2 separate regions of the Homo sapiens genome follow, and region 2 is linked to region 1. A link is a contact called in ENCODE Hi-C or POLR2A ChIA-PET data. All regions are on one chromosome and are shown on one strand. Each heading gives the region's core, a stretch centred on a gene start or an enhancer-like site at or near the end of the contact. The rest is flanking DNA. Distances are from core to core; before and after follow the strand shown.

Region 1 (3,776 bases), core at 203-2,702:
GAGTTTCGCTCTTGTTACCCAGGCCGCAGTGCAATGGCGTGATCTCAGCTCACCGCAACCTCAGCCTCCCGGGTTCAAGCATTCTCCTGCCTCAGCCTCCCAAGTAGCTGGGATTACAGGCATGTGCCACCACGCCTAGCTAATTTATTTTTTATTTTTATTTATTTATTTTTGAGACAGTTTCTCTCTTGTTGACCAGGCTGGAGTGCAATGGCGTGATCTCAGCTCACTGCACCCCCTGCCTCTCAGGTTCAAGCGATTCTCCTGCCTCAGCCTCCCGAGTAGCTGGGATTACAGATATGCGCCACCATGCCCAGCTAATTTTTCATATTTTTTTTTTAGTAGAGATGGGGTTTCTCCATGTTGGTCAAGCTGGTCTCGAATTCCCAACCTCAGGTGATCTGCCCGCCTCGGCCTCCCAAAGTGCTGGGATTACAGGTGTGAGCCACCGCGCCTGGCCTGCTCTTTTCTACTGCATTGCACCACATTGCCAAAAGTGCAGTTATTAAGCCCATTCAACAATATGTTGCTAACGAAAAAAACAAACTAAAATATTTTTAAAAGGTTTATTCTGAGCCAAGATGAGTGACCATAGCTTGGGGAAACACAGCCTCAAGAGGTCCTAGGAAACTGTGCCTGAGGTGGTCAAGTTATAATTTGGGTTTTCTTTTTTTTTTTTTTGTTTTGAGACGGAGTCTCGCTTTGTCACCAGGCTGGAGTGCAGTTGCGCAATCTCGGCTCACTGCAACCTCCGCCTCCCGGGTTCAAGCCAATTCTCCTGTCTCAGCCTCCTGAGTAGCTGCGATTACAGTCGCGTGCCACCGCACCCGGCTGATTTTTGTATTTTTAGTAGAGACGGGGTTTCCCCATGTTGGCCAGGCTGGTCTCGAACTCCGGACCTCAGGTGATCCACCCACTTCGGCCTCCCAAAGTGTTGGGATTACAGGCGTGAGCCACCGCGCCCAGCCAGAACACTGACACTTCTCATAACAAATGAACGCGATTTATGTATATCTAAGCCAGGGCACATTGGACGTCGGTATCCTGGACATCAGCATCCTGGACACAGCTCCCAAACCCCGAATTCCCCCATTTTATTGATGCTAGCAGGCCAGGGAAGGGAAAACTTCCTTTGGGCTTTGAATAATAACGACTTTAGAATTGAAATCGTGGGCTGGAGGTGGACGCCACGCCTCATTCTGATGGGTCCAAGAGCCGAAATTTCGGCTTCTGGCACTCTCCTCACTCAGCTCTCTAAACTCCTCCATCATTCCTCTTTCCAGTCCTTTGGCCCTAAGCCCTTGCTAGCGGTTGGCTAAGAAGAAACCCGTCTCTTGCTCGGGATTCGCTGTGAGCTCCGGGAAGCCCGCCTCCGCTCTCCCGTGATTCGCTACTCCTGTGTTCATCCGCCCCTCCGTCGACCAGATTGGGTGCTTGGCCGTCCCTGCCATTAGCGCGTAACGAGAGACTGCTTGCTGCGGCAGAGACGCCAGAGGTGCAGCTCCAGCAGCAATGGCAGTGACGGCGTTGGCGGCGCGGACGTGGCTTGGCGTGTGGGGCGTGAGGACCATGCAAGCCCGAGGCTTCGGCTCGGATCAGGTACGCTGCGGCAGTGTCCGCTGCTCCAGCCCCGCGGGCGGATCCCATCTTTGCTTCCGTACCTTTACCAGTGTCCCTGTCTCTCTGCAGTCCGAGAATGTCGACCGGGGCGCGGGCTCCATCCGGGAAGCCGGTGGGGCCTTCGGAAAGAGAGAGCAGGCTGAAGAGGAACGATATTTCCGGTGAGGCTCACCGGGTCCCAAGTCCAGCCCTGGATCTCCCAATGGCCTTCCAATCCTTAAACTGCCAATCGCCCCACCCGTTCCTACCTGGTGCCTTGGGCGCCCCATCCCCCAACAGAACTCCCGGGCCCCAATCCAGTATACCCTAACCCTTGATGTCCCGACCGTTGCCACGTATAGGGCACTCCCAGTTACCTGCACAACAGTTTCAGGCCCCCAAACCGTTTCCACCGGCGGGTCTCCAAAACAACCCACGGCTCAACTCCTCCTTTATCATTACCATCTCCCGCGTGGAGTTCTCCTCAGGTCGTGCGAAACACCCCCAGATTCTTCGCACAGTGTCTAGATCCGACCGCCCAACGTTTGCCTCCCAGCCTGACTCCCTCGGCCCTTACCCACCTGTCACCCCCTCTACGCTCTCCTTCCTCGCCAGCACGCCTTAGCTTTGCAAGCCTGCATGCATTCAGGCTTCTCAGGTGTTTCTAGACCCCCGACTCCGCAAGAGTGAGGATGATGGGAGCTGGTCATGGGAGCTACTTATGGTTGGACACCATCTTCTAAAGGCTTTTGCCCTACTCAGCCCAACCTAGACCTGTAGATTTCCCTCTCCTGCTTAGGAGTATGGAGTGGGCTGGGCCTCCCTTTGCCAGCCTTGAGTTATCTTTAACTGACTTCTGTCCACTCTGGAGAGCAGTGAGGAATTAATCTTGCTTTTGCTTGTCCTTTGGCCTTTCACTTCTGCCTTCTGTTGAGAATTATCACCATGACACCTGCCATACCGTATAGAGAGCCAAGGTACAGCCGTTAGAGACTATCTAATTGAGCCCCTACATTTTGTAGTTAAGGAAAACTGAGGCCTAAATGTGACCAAACCAACATTGTAATCCAGTCCCTTCTTGGAACCTAAATTGAACTGCCAAGTACTGCGCATGCAAGAGACCCTTTATTGGCCTTACAGTGGGCCATTCATTTCTATAGGCAAAGAAAGCTCTAGACAGATTGGAATAGGAAATGGATATTTGCCTTTTAGCTACACCCCTTTGTCTGTCTTCCTCATTTTGTTCCTTTTTTTTTCCCTAAAGGGGAGTCAAGTTCCCTGGGTTGTTCCCCTCATAAGGTATTAGGGACTTGTGTCACATCTCTCTGGAGTTTTCTATTTTAAAGAGGAATCTGAAAGCAATAAGCTCTTTGGTCTTCTTAAGATGGCTACACCTCAATTTAAGATGGGGTATTCTTTCACTAGTTGAGGAGTAGAAGAGGATGACCAGCTAGACTCCCATGGAATTGGAACTCCTATTCCTTGCTTAGACATTACAGGTTATGCTTTGAGATCTCTTTGGGGTGAAGGATTGAAATTAAACCCTGAGCCACCGTGTCCTTGTAGAGCACAGAGTAGAGAACAACTGGCAGCTTTGAAAAAACACCATGAAGAAGAAATCGTTCATCATAAGAAGGAGATTGAGCGTCTGCAGAAAGAAATTGAGCGCCATAAGCAGAAGATCAAAATGCTAAAACATGATGATTAAGTGCACACCGTGTGCCATAGAATGGCACATGTCATTGCCCACTTCTGTGTAGACATGGTTCTGGTTTAACTAATATTTGTCTGTGTGCTACTAACAGATTATAATAAATTGTCATCAGTGAACTGTGTTTGATGCCTTCTTCTATCTGGAAGAGATAGACAGACACCAATGGACTGCTAAAATGGATTAGAGGCGTCCCTGCATCCAGGAACCCACAGACAATGCACAGTGTGATAAGTGCTATGAAACAACACGAGTTGGGGGGATAGGTGTGACACAGACAAAGTACCCCTCCCCGTCTAATTAGAGGTGTTCAGAGAAAGCTTCCTGAAGGATAAATCCCAATCTGAAGCATAAAGATCAGGAGGATCCTGGAGATCCGAAGGAGTCATTGCTTCAAAAGATACAATTAGGCCAGGTGCGGTGGCTCATGCCTGTAATCCCAGCACTTTGGAAGGCCAAGGTGGGT
Region 2 (3,356 bases), core at 467-2,966, 91 kb before region 1:
TGAGACAGAGTCTTGCTCTGTTGCCCAAGCTGGAGTGCAGTGGCATGATCTCAACTCACCACAATCTCTGCACCTCCCAGGTTCAAGTGATTCTCCTGCCTCAGCTTCTCGAGTAGATGGGATTACAGGTGCCTGACACCATGCCCGGCTAATTTTTGTATTTTTAGTAAAGACAGGGTTTTGTCATGTTGGCCAGGCCGGCCTCGACTCCCAACTTCAGGTGATCCACCCACCTCGGCCTCCCAAAGTGCTAGGATTAAAGGTGTGAGCCACTGCGCCAGGCCCCAAGCCTACATTTTTAAGTGAGGTAGTCAAGCAGGCCTCACCGAGAAGGGGCCATTTAAGCAAAGCCTTGAAGGAAGCAAGGGAGTGAGCCATGTTGCTATCCAGGAAGAAAGTAACTCAGGCAGAGGGAAGAGGCAGTTCTACCCATAGGTGTTTGGGAGGAGTAAATGACGTGAAGTTCCCCTTGCAGTAAGTGGTCAGCAAATATTGAGTGGCCACCTCTGTCCCTCCCCTTACAGAGCTGTCAGGATCCAGGTGACATCTAAGAGCACCTTCTAGCTCCAGTGACAATGACCACTCTGGCTTCTGAGGGTCTCTGGAACACTGTGTTCATGGACGCCATCCACCCTCAGGAGTACCCTCCCTAGCTGAGCACAGCCTGAGCCCAGGGAACAGTCATTGCTGCTGGGGCTTCAACATGCATAGGGAGCACAGAGGCCTCAAAGAGGAAGCCAGAAACAGCAAGGCGGAGGCCCTCACCTTCCACTGGAGGCCTCTTGGGTCATTCCCCCAAGACAGCCCTGTCCCAGCGCTTAGGAGGCTGTGCCTGGAGGGGCTTGGGCAAGGGTACAGCCACATGGTGGAGTGGGAGGAGAGAAGGAAAGGGACCCATGCTTACTAAGGCAGATCTGGCTTTGAATATTATTATGCCACTTAGTAGCTCTTTTACCTTTATAAATCTCTGAACCCTTCTGAGACTCGATTTCCCTATCTGTAAAATGGGCATGAAATGTTCTATTCTGTGGGGTGGTTGTGAGGACTCAATGACATAAGATAGGTGAAAGTGGCAAGCAAATAGCTGGGTCCCCCTTCCTTCTGTACCAGGTACCTGAGAGGCAGCCACTATGTCTTATTCAGTCAGCTTGGGTCCTTATTTATTTTATTCATTTCTTTTTTTCCCTTCTTTTTTAAGGGGCTTTCTGGCAAAAACTGAAAAGCCTGCTAGACAAATTCTAAAAGAGCTGTAACATTTGTTTTATTCATTTCTGTCGGGATAAAACCACCCATGTTTCAGGGAGTATGAGGTTTCAGTGAGATAACAGATCAAAATTGTGCTTAGCATAGTTACTGGACCAAAATAGGCACTCCATAGGTGTTTGTTGGGTACCTAAAGGGATGGAGGGATGGATGGATGGATGGATGGATGGATGGTTAGAGGGATAGATAGATGGATAGAGGGATGGTGGGATGGAGGGATGGATAGGTGGATAGACAGATGGGTATGTGGGAGGATGGCTTGCTGGTAGGATATCAAAGGGAATAGGACTTTTTATACAGAAATACCAAGTCTGCACAAAAACCAGGTGCTTTACAAGAAGGTCTTATATCTCTTTGTGGCCTTAGGTCTTGAGCACATATATAACACAGATGAGTAAAAACAGGCATAAATGTATCCAGGTCTAGTCAACTGTGACCTCCACTTACCACTCTTGGGTCTATGACTCATCTCAACGAGGCCAGATCTTACATAAGCAAGCATTCTCCAACTGAGATCACTGGTGGTTCCCTGAGGCAAAAGCTGAGATCAGGGGCAAATGCAAGGTGAGGCTTTCCTGATACACAGGATGCCTTGGAAATTCTAATCAGTGATGTTTCATCAAAAGAATTACAACTCAGCTTTTCCCATAATTCCTGTCACCGTTGCAAGAATGGAGAGATGCAGGTGAACAGCCAGCCCTGCATCCGCTGCAGCTCCACACTGTGTAACTTCTGCAATCACTTAGTCTCTCTGAGCCCCACGATCTCCTTAGTAAGATGAAGGGGTTGAACCCTCCCAGCTCCAAGATGTTCTGATTCTCTGAAAACTCCCTACATCTTCCTTTAAAATATGGACCTAGAACTTTGGAAGAACATGTATTACATTTCTTTTCCATCTATCTCTATAGAGTCTTCTCAAAACCTTTTAAAATATTTGCATGTATCTGTCAACATGTCTGTTTATGCTAAACCCTGGGGAAGCTGTACACTTTGGAGACAGACAGATCTCAATTCCAGGCTATATGTGAGAAACTGGAGACAGATTATTTAGATCCGGTTCCTGCCCCCCAGGATAGGAAAGACAGGCATTGAAAGGAATTAATTTCAATGGTCACAGTAATTAAGGTATACAAATGTTGGACCCTCCCAGTCCCAAAATGCTGCCTGGAGGAATTCAGAAGGCTACCTATTGGAGTATTCTGGGATATGTCAAAAAGAAGAGGGGAGCTGCGGCAGCTCAGGCCGGTCGTCCTGGCCCTCGGGGAGGCGAGGCTACACGTTTGAGGCCAAGCCTGGTCAACACTGACAAAAAAAAAAAAAATTGGCCAGGCGGTGAAACCCCGTCTCTACTAAAAATACAAAAAAATTAGCCAGGCATGGTGATGGGCCTGTAATCTCAGCTACTCGGGAGGCTGAGGCAGGAGAATGGCATGAACCCAGGAGGTGGAGCTTGCAGTGAGCCAGGCTGGCGTCACTGCACTCCAGCCTGGGTGACAGATCGAGACTCCATCTCAAAACATAATAATAATAAAACAAAATAAAATAAAAAAGAAGAGAAGGGCTGGGTACAGTGACCCATTCCCGTAGTCCCTGCTACTGGGGAGGCTGAGGTAGGAGGATCACTTGAAGCCAGAAGTTCGATCCTGTAGTGTGCAATAGGCATGCCGGTAAACAGCCATTGCGTGCCAGCCTGGGCAATATAGCAAGACCCCACCTCCAGGAAAAAAAGTTTAGAAAAAAACAGAAAAGACAGAGGATACAGGAGGAGTAAAGGTGGCTGTACTGGGGTGGTGAGGAGATCAACAAGGCTGGAGCATGGGCTACAACCTAATATACTCCTCCCATCCCCCTGATCCCCATGAGCGCATGGTCTATGTGTTGGGGCAACATCCTGGGAGAAGCAAGGAGGTAATCACAAGTCACTGTCTCAGAACTGTCAGTTACTCTTGTTTTTTTTCCAATTAGAGACAGGGTCTCGCTATGTTGCCCAGGCTGGTCTCAAACTCCTGAGCTCAAGCAATCCTCCTGCCTTGGCCTCTCAAAGTGCTGGGATTGCAGGCATGGGCCCAGAGTTATTCTTTATTGAGACCCTG

The links. Hi-C counts contacts between places; a loop is a spot of excess contacts on that map. ChIA-PET counts read pairs that join two places held with the same protein, here RNA polymerase II (POLR2A). Pooled maps may share reads with other maps.
Region 2: a loop to region 1 is called in a pooled map, with 2.5 times the contacts of the local background. The contact joins the enhancer-like site here to the promoter of ATP5IF1 in region 1. A Hi-C loop is called at or near these places in 1 of 37 single-sample maps with no recorded cell type and 3 of 50 pooled maps. POLR2A ChIA-PET finds 5 or more read pairs at or near these places in 9 of 52 experiments (GM12878, HepG2, IMR-90 and 6 more).

The regions. Positions count from the first base shown.
Region 1 is chr1:28,234,672-28,238,447 of GRCh38, forward strand. ATP5IF1 (ATP synthase inhibitory factor subunit 1) reads left to right here and starts at 1,453. Exons shown (of 3, transcript NM_016311.5): 1 at 1,453-1,599; 2 at 1,690-1,781; 3 at 3,166-3,429. The coding sequence starts at 1,513. The coding sequence ends at 3,307. RefSeq lists enhancers at 352-858, 1,652-1,711 and a silencer at 691-915.
Region 2 is chr1:28,142,960-28,146,315 of GRCh38, forward strand. It overlaps the pseudogene RNU7-29P. Among named protein-coding and RNA genes, the nearest start is that of PTAFR, 32 kb to the right of the region's middle. RefSeq lists a silencer at 1,633-1,682. Within about 2 kb of position 1,717, at least 3 of the 41 ENCODE cell types and tissues checked have a DNase peak (open chromatin) inside an H3K27ac peak, as active enhancers do; they include OCI-LY7, where a contact is called at or near this core.